Linked DNA regions of Homo sapiens: region 1 is linked to region 2. Evidence: chromatin loops called from intact Hi-C (ENCODE). Cell type or tissue: psoas muscle. All regions are shown on one strand. Each heading gives the region's core, and the rest is flanking DNA. Links, peaks and the distances in the headings are about the cores only.

Region 1 (8,952 bases), core at 482-8,481, 140 kb before region 2:
TCTTTGCACTGACTGCTGGAGGCTATAAAATCACCAACAGTAACCCATTTTGGGGTTCATCAGAAATTAATGGGAATGCTTATTCCCCCTACCCCTTTTATGTTTTGTGTTTTTGGACAGGGTTTGCTCTGTTGCACAGGTTGGACTGCAGTGGCGCCATCATGGCTCACTGCAGCCTCGACCTCCCAGGCTCACTGCTTCTCCCAACTCAGCCTCCCAAGTAGCTGGTACTACAGGTACACACCACCACACCCAGCTAATTTTTATTTATTTTAACAGAGCCGGCGAGGGAGGGGGGGGTCTCACTATGTTGCCCAGGCTGGTCTTGAACTCCTGAACTCAAGTGATCCTCCCACCTTGGCCTCCCAAAGTGCTGGGATTACAGGTACTTAGTAGGAAAGTCTGGAATCAAATACAAATACTAAAAAGCAGGAGAGGGAAATGAACTACATGTCAAATCTTTGCTCAAGTCATCCTCTCTTGAGCTCTGCTCTGGCACCATACCCATCAAAGCTCTTGTCATTATCACCTAGCACCCAGGTCTTGGGATGCAGACCATGCAGCTGCCTGAGGCCCAAGAGCAGAAAATGTTTCTCTTTGATAAATTCTCAAATTTACAATGAAAATATTATTTAATTTTTTTCTCAAGCAATCTCTTCCTATTATAGGAAGGGAGAAGGGGCAGGCAGAGTAAGTGAAGGAGAGCCAGGTTTTCCAGAGCTGCTGGTGCAGCCCCCCAGGCCTGTGCCCTGTGACTGTCCCTAAGCTGCCTTGCTTGGGGCCAAGAGGATCTTGGCTCCCCAGCTCTTCCCAGGAGTTCATGGGTCGAGCTGGTCCTTTCCCTGCTCTCGGGTTCACCAGGGCTCCCAGGCCTCTCTGGGGGAATTAATTTCCCCTCCTTCTCAGGCCCAGGTTTGCATTCCCGGATCACAGTCTTGCCAGACTGTTCTGCCTCCTTGCCTGTGGTCTCTGCAGAGCCAGGTCACCATCCTGTGCTATCTCAAATTTGCTTTGTAAATGATTGTTTAAAAATACATTTTCCCACAATTAAGCATAGCAGTTTGCGCAGATTGTTGCTGTACATGCGATATAGTATCTTCCAGAGCCTAAAATGTAAAATTTCAGAAAAATCTAAACAACTAAAGGTGAACAAAAGGGATGTTACTTTTACTATGGATTTGGGGGACACTTGCAGAAGGTATGCTGAGCAAAGGCACTCCTTTCTCCCTACAGCCTTCCACAAATGCAGTAGAAACACGTGAGTGTTACATGGACAGTTCAGTCCATGGTGCTGGACATTGAGGATTATTTTTTCTAATTTTTTTATTTTTTGAGACAGAGTCTTGCTTATTATTTTATTTTTTGAGACAGAGTCTTGTCGCCCAGGCTGGAGTGCAGTGGCACAATCTAGCCTCACTGCAACCTCTGCCTCCCAGCTCAAGTGATTCTCCTGCCTCAGCCTCCCCAGGAGCTGAGATTACAGGCAGGCGCCACCATACCTGGCTAATTTTTGTATTCTTAATAGAGACGGGGTTGCACCATGTTGGCATGTGCCACCATACCTGGCTAATTTTTGTATTCTTAATAGAGACGGGGTTGCCCACCTCGGCCTCCCAAAGTGCTGGAATTACAGGCGTGAATCACCACACCTGGCCAAGGATTATTTTAAAGCTTTTGCTTCCTGATTACTTTTCTATCTATAGAAGTTTGTATTTTAATGGGGATGTGTGAAAGAAATGCAGATATTTTAGAAGCTGTTTTCTCCCCTTATGTTGAATTGGGATGTTTTATGTGGGCTATATTATGAGAAAGTAAGGATTTAGATAAAATACTCAATACATGCATTTGAAAGCTATTTTAAATTAGATTTATTTTCCTTGTCCATTAAAAAGGTAAAGAGAACATTGCAGAATAATAGAAATTGTTTAATTAAAAAATCTCTTGATTCATAAAAGTTTCACAGCTACTGGCCCTACATCATGGTTAAGGCTTAGGCTCAAGCCTACAACTGCCTGAGTTGCTTTTTGTTTGGTTGGTTTTTAACTTTTTATTTTGAAGTAATTATAGATTCATGCACAGTTGTAAGAAATAAAAACAGAAATCCTGTGAACCCTTCATTCAGTTTCACCCACGGGTAATATCTTGCATACTACTGAACACTACTGAAACCGGGAAATTGACATTGGAACAATCCACAGAGCTTTTTCAGATTCCACCAGCTTTAATACATCCTGTGTGTGTGTGTGTGTGTGTGTGTGTGTATTTAATCCTGTGCAACTGTATCACACATAGATTTCGGTATCACACCACCACCACAATCAAGACCCAGACCTGTTCTATCACCACAGGACTTCTCATCCTACCCTGCTATGGCTTCAGCCACCTCCCTCCCTACCCCTCTGACCTGGAACCCGTTCTCCATTTTGATAATTTCGTAATTTCAAGAATGTTACACAAGAATGTTATGGAATTAGACAGTATGTGACCTCTTAAGATTGGCTTTTTTTTCTCCCTCAGCATAATTCCCCTAAGATTTGCCTGAGGTTTAATACTGACTTCCTGCCTCACTGGCTGTGTGCTTTTGGGCAAGTTATTTAACATCCCTGTCTCAGTTCCATTCAGACACAGGCCCGCCTGACCATGAAGTCTCATTGTCTACCCTCCACACACCTTCTGCTTCTCACTTGCAGTTGAGAGGAGGCCTTCCATAAGCCGTATTGTGTGTCTCTGTGGAATCTTGGAACATGATTGCGACCTTGAACTTCTATTTTTGTTTAGAGATGAGGTCTTGCTCTGTTGCTTGGCCTGGAGTGCAGTGGCACAATCAAAGCTTATTGCAGCCTCGCACTCCTGGGCTCAAGGATCCTCCCACCTCAGCCTTCTGAGTAGCTGGGATTACACGTGCATGCCACCATGCCCTGATAATTTTAAAATTTTTTTGTAGAGATGGGGTCTTGCAATGTTGCCCATGCTGGTCTGGAGCTCCTGGCCTCAAGTGATCCTCCTGCCTTGGCCTCCCAAAGTGTTGGGATGACAGGAGTGAGCCTCTGTGCCTGGGGGAGCATGCATTTCTAAACCTTTCCTCGACATTTTCGGATCAATGCAGTATAAGGAAAAACATGATTGGGAAATACTCTGGATAGTTTTAGGTATTTAGATTTTGTCAGTCTACTCTTTTGATAAGTAATTCAATATATGTTTACAGGAACATTGTTTTGAATGGGAGCCCATTTCTAGTGCTACCAGTTTTTATTTTTGGTCAGCTTCCCTTTCATCAGTGGGGATGCATACCCAGCTGGCAATTACGCCTCTTTTAGAGGTCATTTGATCCAGCCTTACACTGTGACAAGGCTCTGGGTGTACTGCTGAGGGAATAGTTCCCCTACTGTGCCAGTTGGCTGATTATCTGTGGTTATCCTGTGTATAAAGCATTTTTATAAGTTCACAGACCTCTCTGCTCAAATGTCAGGTCAACATAGAGGCCTCCCTGACCACCTCTAAAATAGCATCTGCCTCCTGTCTCTCTTCATTCCTTTTCCCTACTATATTTATCTTCAGAGCACTTGTCACCACTTGACACATTATATATTTATTTGTTTACTGTCTGTCGCTCACCTTCAAAATGTAGTCTTCAGGAGAAAAGGAACTTGTCCTGTTCTCTGCTTTTCTTTCTCTTCTTTCTTTCTTTTTCTTTCTTTCTTTCCTCCTTCCTTCCTTTCTCTTTCTTTTTCTTCTTCCTTCCTTCCTTCCTTCCTTTCTTTCTCTCTCTCTCCTTCCTTCCTTCCTTCTTTCCGTTTCTTTTTTTTTTTTTTGAGACACAGTTTCACTCTTATTGCCCAGGCTGGAGTGCAGTGGCATGATCTTGGCTCACTGCAAGCTCTGCCTCCTGGGTTCAAGCGATTTTCCTGCCTCAGCTTCCTGAGTAGCTGGGATTACAGGCACCCACCACCACACCTGGCTAATTTTTGTACTTTTAGTAGAGACAAGATTTCACCATGTTCCCCAGGCTGGTCTTAAACTCCTGACCTCAGGTGATATGCCTGCCTTGGCCTCCCAAAGTGCTGGGATTACAGGCATGAGCCACCATGCGCAGCCTCCTGCTATTATGTGTGTTGCCTGACGTGTTGCCTGACATGTGCCTGACATTTGTGTTGTCTCTGACATGTGGTGTTTATAGAACGAATGAATGAAATGAGGGAGTGAATGAATAAATTCTCCCACTGCTAATGGAGGGAGGAAGGAGCAATCTATACTTGAAGAAGTAGAAGGAGCAGGAAGGCCAGGCGCGGTGGCTCACGCCTGTAATCCCAGCACTTTGGGAAGCCGAGGTGGGAGGATCACCTAAGGTCGGGAGTTCAAGACCAGCCTGACCAACATGGAGAAACCCCGTCTCTACTAAAAATACAAAATTAGCTGGGGTGGTGGCGCACACCTGTAATCCCATCTACTCAGGAGGCTGAGGCAGGAGAATTGCTTGAACCTGGGAGGCGGAGTTTGCGGTGAGCTGAGATCACGCCACTGCACTCCAGCCTGGGCAACAAGAGCAAAACTCCATCTCAAAAAAAAAAAAAAAAAAAAAAAAAAAAAGAAGGAGCCGGAAGGTACTCAGGGTATGCCAAGATCTCCATTTGAGCCAAAGAGCAGAGTTAAACAAAGCTAACGACCACAGCGACTCTGTGGCGGGGATATATATGTACCAGTCCACAAATGTGCAAGGAAAAACAACTTCATTTTTCTATAAGTCAACTCAGTTTCTATTCTGAGGCTTGACTTTGACAGGATGAGGCACTTAATAGCTTTAGAGTTGTAGTCCTGCCCCACCTTTGCCCAGAGGTGAGGGGTCGGAGTTGAGGTGCGCCCTACCTGTGCTGGGGTGTAGTGTCTAGTTCATCCTCAGATGCTGAGACAGTGCTCCTGCCTCTCCACACAGGCCAGAGAGACCAGCACTCAGTGGCACCCTGAGCCTCGCCCACCAGGATTTTCCTTTCATCAGTTTTTCCTTGCTCACCCACTGGGTGCTATGACAAGAAGGTGCTTTCTCTACAGCTATCTTCTGCTTTTTAGCCATGGCTTCAGTTTCTGTTCTCAATTCCAGGGTAAGTTTCAGTTCTTTATTTTCATCCCTGATGTAAGACCTGATTCTGAGGTCTAATGATTTGGTAATGAAATGAGGTAGTTTTGCTTGGAGACTCCTACACTGCCCTTTTTTCATCATGAATGTTTTAGAACATTTCCTAACTAAGGCATTTCTTATTAGTATTCCTCCTAAACCAAGTACTTTGTTTCACTTAAATGATGAGTATATATATATTAGAGCCATATTGGTTAATACAGCGTTGGTACTTGGATTTCTTTCATTATAAATTAATTATTTATCTAAATAATTGAAAAAATCCAATTTAAATGGAATCATAGTACTAAAATTTTGTGAGGGAATTTTTAGCACTATTATTAGACACTGTTTTACTTTGTCTGCAAACTGGGGGTTTTAATATAAAATGTTAGGAATTAAAGTAATCGAGGTCAGTAGCCAGCAGTGTATGTCAGTATCATCTGTGGGGGCTTCTTAAAATACAAAAGCCTGGGTCCTATCTGCAAAGGCCCTGATTTGGAGAGTTTCCTGGAGGTCTGAACCCTGTATCCCACGGACCACAAGCCAAAAGTCCAGTCCAGCCCCCTCATTCTTTTTACCGATGAAGAAACTGAAGGTCCCAAAACCACAGGAATTTGTGTAGCCTCCCACATGCGAAAGAAGTGGTTTCAACAAGTACATCCCAGCAGACTCTGACTCCAAAGCCGGGGTAAAGCTTTCTGGGTGACGATGTTTAAAACAGAACGCGATGTTTGTCATGTCTTTGTAATTCTGCAAGTGAAAATGATGAAGATATTCTTTTTACTGGAATCAACCCTCGGGTGGTCAGGTTAGCAGTTCCCAAAGGTCATATTTACATTTTAGCCGAGCCAGTTGTCTAAAGAGAAAGTGTCTTTCTTCCCTGCCTGTGGTGAAGCTTAAGTTTACAACAGGACTGGGGGCATGCAGTGGACACAACCATGATTACGAGAGGGTGGAGAACGCAGGGGACCAGCAACCCCATCACGGCTCAGGGACCCTCACGGGACTTGATGCTCAGAGAGGCAGTTGACACGTATTGCAGGCACACTGGCTGAGTTCCTTCAGGACATGGACAGAGGAGGAGGCCCCGTGACACAGACTCATCTATATCATTGATGTCACTCTCCAGAGAGTTTAAACATGGGCCCGCCTGGGCGTCAGTGTATTCTCACCTGCAGCTAGGATTGAGAACTTTTGCTTTGGGAGACTTTCATTATCCTTTTATGTACATTACTAAAAAGTAGGAGATGGATTGCAGATAATTTAAGATGCCCAACACCACTGCCCTACATGCACGCACATGCATGCCCACCCATGTTAAAGAATGAAAGCCCAAGCCCACGTTATCAACATATCTTAACAACGAGGCCTTGCAGAGTGGTTTGGATGAAGTTGCCACCTTCTTCTTGGTCTAAATGTCTCACTCAAGTAGCCTAACCTTCACTTGGAGAGTAACTGGCTACTTCTCAGTTCTTGCTGCATTCTCTGGCTGGAAGTTGAAGACCACCAGCCACCAGCCCACCAGTCCACCAGCCCACCAGCCTACCAGCCACTAGCCCACCACCCACCAGCCCACCAGCCCCTAGCCCACCAGCCACCAGCCACCAGCCACCAGCCCACCAGCCCACCGGCCCACTAGCCACTAGCTCAGCAGGCCACCAACCACCGGCCCACCAGCCCACCAGTCACTAGCCCACCAGCCACCAGCCACCAGCCCACCATCCCACCAACCCACCAGCCACCAGCCCACCATCCCACCAACCCACCAGTCACCAGCCCACCAGCCCACCAGCCCACCAACCCACCAGCCACCAGCCACCAGCCCACCAGCCCAGCAGAAAAGACAGGATATAGCTTCTCAGTAACTTACATTAGTTCCCTTTCTTAAGAAAATCTTAATATTTGGTCTTTGTATTTGACACTCCTCAGCATCACTACAGTGCGACTGCAGGTGGATTTATTTTCATGTATTCTGCTCATAATTCGTGTGCCTTTTCAGTTTGAGCACTCACCCTTCTTCAATTCTGGTGAATTCTCCTCCATTATCTCTTCAATATGTTGCCTCTCCCTCACTCTCCCTATTCTCTGCTTCAAATCCCTATTTAGATTTATATTGAATTTGTCATTCTACTCTTCACATTACGTTGATTTCACTTTCATAATTTCTGCTCTTTCTCTGTGTTTTGGTCTGATTTCCTTAGAATCATCTTCCAAACTACAAGTCCTCTATCTAGTCATCTAGTTTAACTTGCCTAGGGAGTGTTTTAACCTTAATGGCTATTTTATTTCTATTTGCTTCCTTATTTTCCCCAATATCCTCTCCCTGCCCTGTGGATTCTGTCCTTTCCTTTGTTTCTCTGAGCATCTTAAGCCTCTCAGACTGTTTAATCATCATTAGGTTTTGCAGTGTGGGTCCCACCATTGGCTGTGTCTGCTGAGTCTCTCTTCCTTACGATCTCATGTAGACATGAATAGTCACCTTACACTTCTTCAGTAACATAATTCCAGTTTTTCAAGATAATATTCACTGTCTTCCTACACTGAATGCTCAGTTTACAGACTATTCTTCCCACTGATTTCCAGACCTCACATTTCGTGTGAGATAGCTCATAGTGTTTTAAAGCCCTGATTGGAGGAGAGTACTGTGGGCTGGCTCTTCTATAATTAAGATTGGGATGGGAGAAAGGAAGAAGAAAGCATGTTTCGAAATAAATTTATCAACAAGGTTTAGCAGATGGCAATTTGATTTTTTTTGAAAAAACAATAACAACAGCTTGCTAGGATGTTGTAGCTACATCACTATGAATGCTAGATTTTAAGGTTAAAAAAAAAACCCTAAAAATCTTTATTAAAGGACATCACATGATTATATTTTCTTAATGGAAAATTCTTATGTTTCTGGCTGTTCCCCATCAGAGGTCGTTTCTAGACTACTAGACATTGGTGCTTCCCTTTTTTTGTGTATTCTTGGTGTTGCTATGACAGTCCATCAGTGTGCAGGGATGAAACACAATGTCACACCAGTTGAGAAGACACAAAACCCTTGCCTTTGTCCTGGAAACTGAGCTTCTATTCATGCAGCCCAAGATCATCAAACCATTTTAGATAACATCACACCTCTGAGTATAAGGTTTAGTTATCTAAAACCTTGAAGATCTCACATAGAACCTGCTGCCTGGACTCTGGAGGCAGCTGGTTGTGGGACTGCTGCTATCTCATCATTGCGACCTCAAGGGACATGTATAGAGACGGCGTGATGTGCTGTTGCACTCTCAGTATCCTGCCATGGCCCTTGCCTGGGTCTTGAATTTAGGAGCCAGTCACAGAAGGAAATGGAATGAGCTTAGGCCTCTGCCCAGAAGGACTGTCATCTTTCTGAGGGAGGAACTCTGGCCTATGTGAAACAATGGGGGTACATGGCCAAATGCTCATCACGTGGGCCAGATGAATGCTACAGGAGGGAAGGGAGAGGCCAAGGGTTGGTGAAGCTTCACAGGCAGACTCAGCTTGAATCTGGCCTTGAGGGATGAGTTGGGCCTGTGCATACAGCCCTGGAGGTACATGTGAGGATGGGTGCATGCTGGCAGCTCAGGCTGCCCCTGGGTATGAATGGGTGGACAAGTGTTGGTCATGGGTGATAGTGACAGGCAGGAGGTCAGGGGTAAGGAAGCTAGAGGGGAGCCTGCTGATAACTGACTGAACATAGGAGGGGAGGTGGTGGCAGGCAGGTGACAAGCAGGAAAAGGTAATAACATAAACAGCCACTGCTCACTGAGTGCTTTCTATGTGTCGGGCTTGGTAGCTCTGTTACATGAATTATCTCATTTAATCCCCACACA
Region 2 (8,952 bases), core at 489-8,488:
CTCTCTTCTTTGGTTTATTGACATAATTTGGTTAGCTCCAGTGATATACTTTGAAAGAAAAAAGATTGAGCTGTATCAGCAGTTTGCTTACTGCAGCTTTGCTTTTTGGTGTATTAAAGCCTTAAACATTTTGAAACAATAATATTATTGTTACTGGTGGAGGGCGTCCAGGTCCTTGGCATTTTGAAGAAAGAATTGGACAAAACTCACAAACAAAGCAAGGGAAAAATGAAGCAACAAAAGCAGGGATTTATTGAAAACGAAAGTACCCTCCACAGGATGTGAGCTGGCTGAGCATAGGGGCTCCAGAGCCCAGTTACAGAATTTTCTGGTGTTTAAACACCCTCTAGAGGTTTCTCATTGGCCGCTTGATGTACACCCCATGCAAATGAAGTAGTGGCCTGCAGTCAGTCTGATTGGTTGTGGAAAGAAACCAGTCAGAAGCTGACATGAAGTTGCAAAGTTTACACCTTATGCAAACGTTTGATTGATTGTGGAAAGCAACCAGTCAGAAGTACTTTCAATTTTCCATCCGCCAGGCAAAAAAGGTGTGTGAGGGTGGGGTTTGCAAAGGGAGTACCTCTGGTTCTTCTGTTACTTAGGTTTGGAAAGTTGGGGTTTCCTTTTGATTTAGTTCTAGGAAGTCACTGTGAATCGGCCTTAGGTTCCCTGCCTCCAGACCCTATTCCCCCGCCTCATTATCAATTATCAACTGGAGATTTAAAAAGCTATAATTGTTTTTGAAAGTTTTCAAAGTACTTTGGACTGCTCTAACCTAAATTACTAAAGCCTAGATAAACAGATAGATGCATTGCTACAAGTTCTGATTTCATTTAATTTTGATGTTTGATACTCATTGGTAAGTAGATATTTGTATGAATCTTCATTTCTTATAATGAGTTTGATAAATAAATTGTAAGGGTGTCTGCAAATAAATTAGTTATATATGAATTATTATCAACTTTTAGGCCTCATATTTTAGGATAGTTCCTTATATCAATGCTTCTTCTGAGGAAAACAAAAAGTAGTTGTAGGCTGAGAGCAATTTTATCTCCTTTGTTGCTTCATTGTAAAGGCAAAAATAGATGTATCATCATGTAAAAGTATTTATTTATTCTGTGCTTGCTTTAGATTCCTATAGGTACATTAATTCCTTGGAGGGATTTCTCCCGAAAGTTTTTTCTGTGTTTGTTTTTCCAGGACTGCTCTTTCCAGGTGATGGAAAGCTTTTCCAGTGTTTTGACTCTGACAACGTGAGCCGCTTAGGTGGTGCATTAGGTAGTGCATTACATTTTACGTTTTTCTTATATTGTCCTTCAGGAGTTCGTGGTCATTCTTCTTTGACTATAAAGAATATGAAGGCAGAGGACAGGAAGCAGACTCAGGTTCATAGCACCTGCTGAGTCAGGAGCCCTCTGAGCACTTGTGCAGAGGTGGCTCTGATGTGATGGTGGTGCCTGCCCACTAGGGATCAAGTGAAATTGCCTCGAACCTTGATTCTGTGGCTTGGTGGTGTCTAAAGACCCTTTTGCCCAATTTCTGTGAACTTCTAGAGCAGGAGGCATACTCTTCTATTCCCATCACCCTCTGGGATCCTGTGCCTGCCTACATGGTGTCTGGTTTCCCCACATTAGTCTGGAAGAAAATTCTATTCTAGACTGTCTATTCTAAAATTCGATTCATCTCCGCACCATCCTCTGACAGTCTGTAGGTGTGATTTTAACAGATGCCACTGACTCTCTGGAGGGTGAGGAAGGACTGACATATATCCTCCCTGGTTCCTCCCTTCTATTTCCGTTTGCCTTCTGAAGCTTCTCACCTTTTCAAGAGCAAAACATGCCACTGAGTCTTCTCGCCACCTGATGGCATATATCTTGCACTTGAGGTTTGCTGAGCTTCTTGTACCTGTTGGTTTACAGTTTTCATCAAATGTGGAAATATGTCAGCCATTATTTCTTGATCACAGGTCTACATGTCACCTGCAGTTTGATTAACATGGAATGGACTCTCCTTTAACTAGTGCTAATTTTTTTTTTTTTTTGAGATGGAGTCTCTGTTGCCCAGGCTGGAGTTCAGTGGTACGATCTCTGCTCACTGCAACCTCCACCTCCTGGGTTCAAGCGATTGTCCTGCCTCAGCCTCCCGAGTAGCTGGGATTACAGGCATCCGCCATGATGCCCAGCTAATTTTGTATTTTTAGTAGAGATGGAGTTTCATCATTTTGACCAGGCTGGTCTCTTACCTTTAGTGATCCGCCTGCCTCGGCCTCCCAAAGTGCTGGGATCACAGGTGTGAGCCACCGCTTCCAGCAATCCAGGGTATATTCGTATTGTGGTGAATGCATGAGCTTGAGCTGAGGCCCGCTATGTGCCACATTTAAGGCCCCCACTCATGTCATATCCAGTTGGCCAGAGCCAGTCACATGTTCATGTCCTACAGCAATGGGTGGGGAGGTCTACTCCACTCACACGGAGGTGGGGAGGAAAGTGAACGTTTGATGAACAGTTGTGATTCCTTTTTTGGCTTGGAGACAGTGTTTGCTGGAAGGTGAATCAACTTTGGGATCAGACCTGGATTCAAATCTGAGTTTTGCCACTAAATACTTGTGTGACCTTGGGCAAGTTACCTAATCTTTCTGAGCTATGTTTCCTCATTTATAAAAATCGGAATAATAACATCTACTTTGTACAGTTTCTGGGAGAATTAAAGCATACGACACACATGGAAATGTCTAGCACAAAATTGACATTCCATTAATGGTAGTTTCCTTTTTTTCTTCTTGGGATTCCAAGTGGGTTTTGTTGTAGATATTGGTTCTGGAAAGTGAAATAATCCAAAAGGATTTGGCAGCCTGTGTCACAAAGAGCATTTTTCTAATGGTCATGGTAGTAACCAGTTTATTTGCATGCATAACGATGGATGAATTGTAATTTGGAACAAGGGAGTGAATACTGTACTGTTAAACTTTGTTCTTATGGGAAATGAGTCCATCTGTCAAGGTGGATCCTAGGAGTAGGCCGCAGGGGCCTTTCTAGAGGAAATCAGGAGTGCCTGTCCTTCCTCTACCACAACTAGAATCTGACTCAGTGGTAAGTAGGGTTATGCCATGGGGCCTGTTCTGGGTGTGAATTTCACCTACTTCTCTGTTGTCAGACTGAGCTCAGTAAGAAGTGTAAATGGTGCAATAATATTTATAAATTGAACATGGTAATTTTCAATTCTCAGAAGCTTTCATGGAGGCATGGATTGTCCCACATGTGGGCTGGGCTTGATGCTGTTTTGGGGAAGGAACTTTAACTGCTGGTTAAAGCTCTCCAGGGACTGTGTCTTTAAGGCAGACAGTCCCAATCTTCTGAGCAGCTGCTTTTTAGGTTGTGAAGGTCCTGTCGGCACAGGAGGAGGGAGTCTATTTAGTGGTTTGGGGACTCCTTCTCAGTAAGGAAAAAGACTTCTGATCTCTTGGGTTTGGAGAAGGCTTCATCTTTTATTTTGGTTCTCTTCCTGTATATCCTTGAAAATTTACTTAAACTGAAATAGTAAGTATGGATTAGTAAAATTACATTAGAGTAAACATCTTCCCTGAGGTCCTGGCATCAGGCTAAAAGAGGTAAACAATTTTGGCATTGATGCATCTAGCTCAGGATCTAGACTCAGCAGTGGAACGAACAGTGGACTTTTCTGAGATGGTGTGATGTCAGGCTTCTCAGACTTGGTGGTGGGATGAGCACCCAGGCTGAAAGCCATGGTCAGAACTCTATGCTGTCACTTCAAGCCAGAGCTTTGTACTTTATACACAAGGGAGAAGAGGAGGCACATTGCAAATGGTGCATATTTTCAACTTTAAGGTGGTTTCATGTATACAACCCAAAGTACCAACAACACAGAACCCTCTCACAGTTTGGTAGACCAGCGTTGGACGACATGGCATACCTTTCACCCTTTCACTTCTAGGCCTACCCCACCCACGACAGGCGTCACTAATCTGTCCATCATTGCTCTCGTCTCTAGCCTGTACTCACCTGGCTTCATCTCCTCTCAGCTCAGCCCTCTGGCCAGCCCCTGCTCATTGTTTAGAACTATCAAATAGCACTCGCTCTGCTCACTATCATATTTTGCTTATGGGACAAGAGAAAGGCTGCAATGAATGAATCAAAAGAATAAATATTAGGTAATAGCAAAAGGTAATGTTTTTCTGAGAGTAGTTTTGTTTGTGTCCAGTACTCCTGGCAAATGTCCTTAGAACAGCTACTATACTCTACCAGTATTATTCTTAAGTCCAAAAATATTGTAGCTGTAAAAATGTGGGTGATTCTACCTTCAGAAACTGTGCTTTTTGTGTTGGTGGAGAAAAATGCATGAACTAAGACTAAATATTATGAAACTGAGTTTTATTTACATAAGGACACATTCAGGCTGCTATGCTTAAAGGGAAAAAATAACCAAGTCATGTTCCTGGCAGACACCTGTGATCTCTAATTAGGTATTTAGAGTGTATTGGCCCATCACTTAGGCTTGGCATTGCTTCTTTGTTTCTAATCTCCAATTTAATTTAGAAGCACTGATTGGTGCCTGTTTATGGCTTACTGGCAGCGGGAGATTCTTTCAGAAGTCTCCTTCCTTCCAGCTAAAATTCAGTTGAATTCAGCGGATGGAGCCGGAGCGGCTGTGCATCCAAAATTGTTGCCACGTTGCAACTGACAAGGCTGAGAGACTTTAATTCCCTTCAAAGTCCTGCCCCTTGTAACAGTGGGCTGCCTTGGATTTCTTTTCTATTTTTTTAAATCTCTTGAGACAGTCTCGCTCTGTCACCCAGGCTGGAGTGCAATGGCGCAATCTCGGCTCACTGCAACCTCTGCTTCCAGGGCTCAAGCGATTCTCCTGCCTCAGCCTCCGGAGTAGCTGGGATTACAGGCGCCTGTCACCACGCCCAGCTAATTTTTGTATTTTTAGTAGAGACGGGGTTTCACCATGTTGGCCAGGCTGGTCTCAAACTCCTGACCTCAGGTGATCCACCAGCCTCGGCCTCCCAAAGTGCTGGGGTTACAGGTGTGAGCCACCGCGCCCAGCAGGATTTCTTTCTACTGCTCTGACATAGCCCTCTGGTTAGTTAACAAGCATTTATTAAACATCTCCTGTGTGCTTTAGAAACTTACTAGGGTTGAGGAGGAGGAGATTCAAAAGGAATAAAAGACAAGGTTCCCAGTCGGCGGGGAGCCCCAGATTCTCAGAATGTCATTTTTGCTTCTGCCTTATGACTTAGGGGTTGTTCCTTCCCTCCATTACTGCAGGATCCCAATTAGCTTAAGAACTGTCCACCTGCACCTTGCCCTCTTCCCTTAGCGCACACATTTATCTGAGGTGTTTGCAGATCTCGTTTTCCCAACTAAGGAGAGTAAGCCCCTAAGCCCAGGGAACCCCTCTGTTCCCACTCCCGTCTTGGGCTTATGTCTGGCATACCTATTTTTATTCTAGGCTCCTGGCTGCACTACGTCTTGTTTAAAGTAGCCCTCTTGACACTGGGCAGGGGTGGGCTCAGCCCAGGGCTTGGGTCAGCCAGTGCAATCAGCTCCTTAGAATTGTACTGAAATAATCAAGGGAATCCGGGCATCCTGCATCACCTAACACACGGGGCAGAGAGAAACCCTCAAAACTCTTAAACATGAAATTGAATTGCCAGGGAAAAGAGCCAGTGCAGATTTCCGACTGCATTTGAATTTCTGATTTTAGGGTGATGGCTCTGATTCCAGGGTGACAGATCCGTTTCACATTTACTATTGCAAAGTTGGGTGCTGTGCTGGGCTCTGGGGATACAATGATGAAAAAAGGAGGTCCCTCTCTTCAAGGGACCTGTGTTCTGGAATAGCCTATTTGGAAGTCTCGACCAGGTGTCAGGAAGGTACCAGGGAGAGTGGTTACAAAAACAGATAAACATAGTTCTGTCCTCAAGGAAGTCACGGTTTAATGAAGAAGACAAACTTACAGATAGTGGAAGCCCAGCAAGAGCTCTCAGCCTTGATAACCTGGTGGGCCATCCCCGTGGGTGACAGCCGATTCCAATACAGGCAGATCGCTGTGGAGCCAGCAGGTGTGTCACTGCTCACTGGAATGTCACTGGAGCCCCTGACCTTGGGGACACAGCTCACCCACCATCACCACCTGCATCAGAATTACAAACTGGGTGGTTTCAGACGTAGGAAGAGGTAAGTCTATAAGCCCCTTGAAGGAAAACGAAAAGTGATCAACACACAACAGATGGGTTTGCTCACGTAGATCTTGTATCATGAGAATTTTCCAGGATACCCAAGGCCAGCGTTCCAGTGTGGCGGTGGGGAGCTTTGGAGACTAACAGCCTGAAGCTGAATCCTGACCTCACCACTTATTAGTTGTGTGGCCTTGGGCAAATTTCTCTGAGCCTCGGTGTGCTCATCTGTAAAACGGGGATGATGATCTGGACTCAGGCAATTGTTGCAAGTCAATGTGGTAACGTGTTTAAGTTCCCAGCACGGTGGCACATAGTAGATACCTGGTAAATTTTCATTTCCCCTCTTTCTCCTCCATTTATCAGCAGGAAGCAGCCATTATAACATACATCTAAAATAGGTGACACTTAGAACCAGTAGAATGTTATGAAGATATGGATGACAGGTGGCCTGGAATGGGTGTTGGAAGATGGTGTCGGGGGTTCCCAGCACTGTGCAGGGGAAAGGGAGTGCTGCCTTCTCTTGTGAGCATTTCTGTAGGGCAGACACAGGGACATCCAGGCATGAGAATATTGCTCCTGGAAATCACCCAACTTTTTTTTTCTCCAAGAATATTTTGGAGAGTGATCATGTATTTACATGCCTCTCTCACGTCTTAGACTAAAGCTTTGTGAACTTTTGTTGCAAAGAATCACTGGGACGCTTTAAGAATATAGCTCCCTGGGGTTCCACCCTCAGAATGAGTCTGGGGTGGGGCCTAGGAATCTGCACTGACAAGCATTTCAGGGGCGTCTGCCACAGGTTCTGAGGACCACACTCTGGGAAGACCGCACTGGAGTGAGGGCCTCCTCAGAGCTGGGATGGTTTCCTGTTCATTTTGTATTTCCAGTGTCCGGATATAATCGGCAATGATGGGGTGTTGTTGAATAAATGAGTGAATGATGATTCTCCAAGTAGATTGTCCTACTGAGAAGGGGATATTTTAAAGCATTGGCTTCCTAGTTCCTAAGTCAGTGTCTTCTGAATTTGAAGAAGATAATTAGCCTCCTAGAACTTGCTCATTCCTGAATGATCTGGCAGAGCTGGGAGCAGATCCATCTACGTGAGTGATATCCAGTCCCCAGTAGCCCACGCACACAACCATCCTCACAGAGATAGGGCCGTTGCTGAGGACAGAGGCTGAGCAGATGCCGGTGCGGGGTTGCTCCCCAGTAACAATAGTCCTAGCCCTGCTCTTTGTGGTTCAGAGTTGGTTGATGGGAAATCAAGGAGCAGCCCTGCCACCGTCTTTGTTATTTTTATGCGCTATAGATCCCTTAGAACAGAAAGAGGTTCAGGCCTTTTCTTGGATGGAAAAACTGAAAAAAACTCAGTTTTTTTTTTTTTTTTTTTGTAAATTTGCTCTAAAGGAAACTCATAAAGTTCTTCTGAATTTACATGTCAATAAAACATTTACCCCTGAGTTGATGCCTTATAAATGGTATCACTTATCCTAAGTAGAATAGATTTATTCAGCTAAACTTTGTTGATGAGCATCTTTGCATCTGTTCCTTAGATATTATTTCTCTGTCTCCTTCCCTGGGTCTTTATGGTCTACTAGCCCCATAGCATCCTGGAGTCTGCGGTCATTTTTCTCACCAAGTTTGGGGGAGCACCTACCCTTTACCATGGGGAGAATGGTGATGGTTCATTTTTGGGTTTTCTAAACGAATTTTGGACAATTAGACTGCATTACATTTGCATTTTACAGTGTGCCATTTAAATGAATTTTGGACAATTAGACTGCATTACATTTGCATTTTATAGTGTGCCATTTAGAAGAGACGGAGAGGGCCCAGAGGACGGTGCCACATTCACGTATTAGACGATAGCTCAAGTTGCCCATTCTTCATATTGAAATTGCTTCTAAGATAACATAATGGCTCTTGTGAAACATATCTATTCATTGCCCCAATAAAACATTAGATGGTTATCCAGATGGTGAAATGACTCTATATTCACTTTAAATTAATGAATGGTTAATTTCCATAGGGTGGGACTGAGAGCAGCCCCACACTGTGCCTCTGTGGTTAGGGCAGTGGGGCTGGATCAAGCTAGCAGGTGTTTAATTACTTCTCAACAACAAAACATCTTAACATATAATATAATAGAAATAACTGGGAATTTTTTTATTATGACAAAAACCACTGATTTTCCTGCTTTCATTCCCTTTATGGATGCAATGTGGCCCTTTTACCAGATCCTCATGGTAATTTTAGGTCTCTGGGAATGTTTAGCACCTCACAGTGTATTATATTTTTTAATGTTATATCGCTTTCTGAAAATAGAAGTATGTGCTACTTTTTCCTGAAAATACTGCCTTTTCATAGTTATATTCAAGTCTTTCAAATCTGCATGACTGAATAGGAGTTTGGGGGTCAGGCAGACTGCAAGCTCGCCACCTGGCGGGACCAGTTCTTCACCGGAGAGTCCTGGGGTTGGGCAGGGCCACAAACAATGAGCCACAGTAGGACCGAGGGGATGGTCTGGGACTCAAGGGTCCCGAGGGTGGTTTTGTTTCTGGGCTGCCCTCTCCCAGGGCAACATTGAACTGTACCTTGGATCAGCACCGCACCTGCCTATCTTTCTAATTGCTTTTCTCCTCCTGTCCTGGAAACGATAGTACTTCAGATACTTGGGGGAAGTCTTGCTTACTGTGGCATGAACCTAGAAGGAAATGACTTCGTGTTTTAAGGGATGTCATTGTCAGTGT

What was found. Peaks named below come from ENCODE experiments on the same cell type or tissue, not always from the same donor. Only the 100,000 strongest peaks of a DNase experiment are listed, where the experiment ranks them.
Region 1: a loop joins it to region 2, with 12 times the contacts of the local background. A loop is called at or near these places in 4 of 110 quality-filtered maps.

Annotation. Positions count from the first base shown.
Region 1 is chr2:98,007,790-98,016,741 of GRCh38, forward strand. No RefSeq gene overlaps it. Among named protein-coding and RNA genes, the nearest start is that of TMEM131, 16 kb to the left of the region's middle. RefSeq lists an enhancer at 4,783-5,242. In psoas muscle, for the core only: no CTCF peak of the experiment used is centred there; no DNase peak of the experiment used is centred there; H3K4me3 peaks cover 477 bases; H3K27ac peaks cover 3,956 bases.
Region 2 is chr2:98,149,094-98,158,045 of GRCh38, forward strand. The region is part of intron 7 of VWA3B (von Willebrand factor A domain containing 3B); the gene reads left to right. Among named protein-coding and RNA genes, the nearest start is that of VWA3B, 66 kb to the left of the region's middle. In psoas muscle, for the core only: no CTCF peak of the experiment used is centred there; no DNase peak of the experiment used is centred there; H3K4me3 peaks cover 290 bases; H3K27ac peaks cover 241 bases.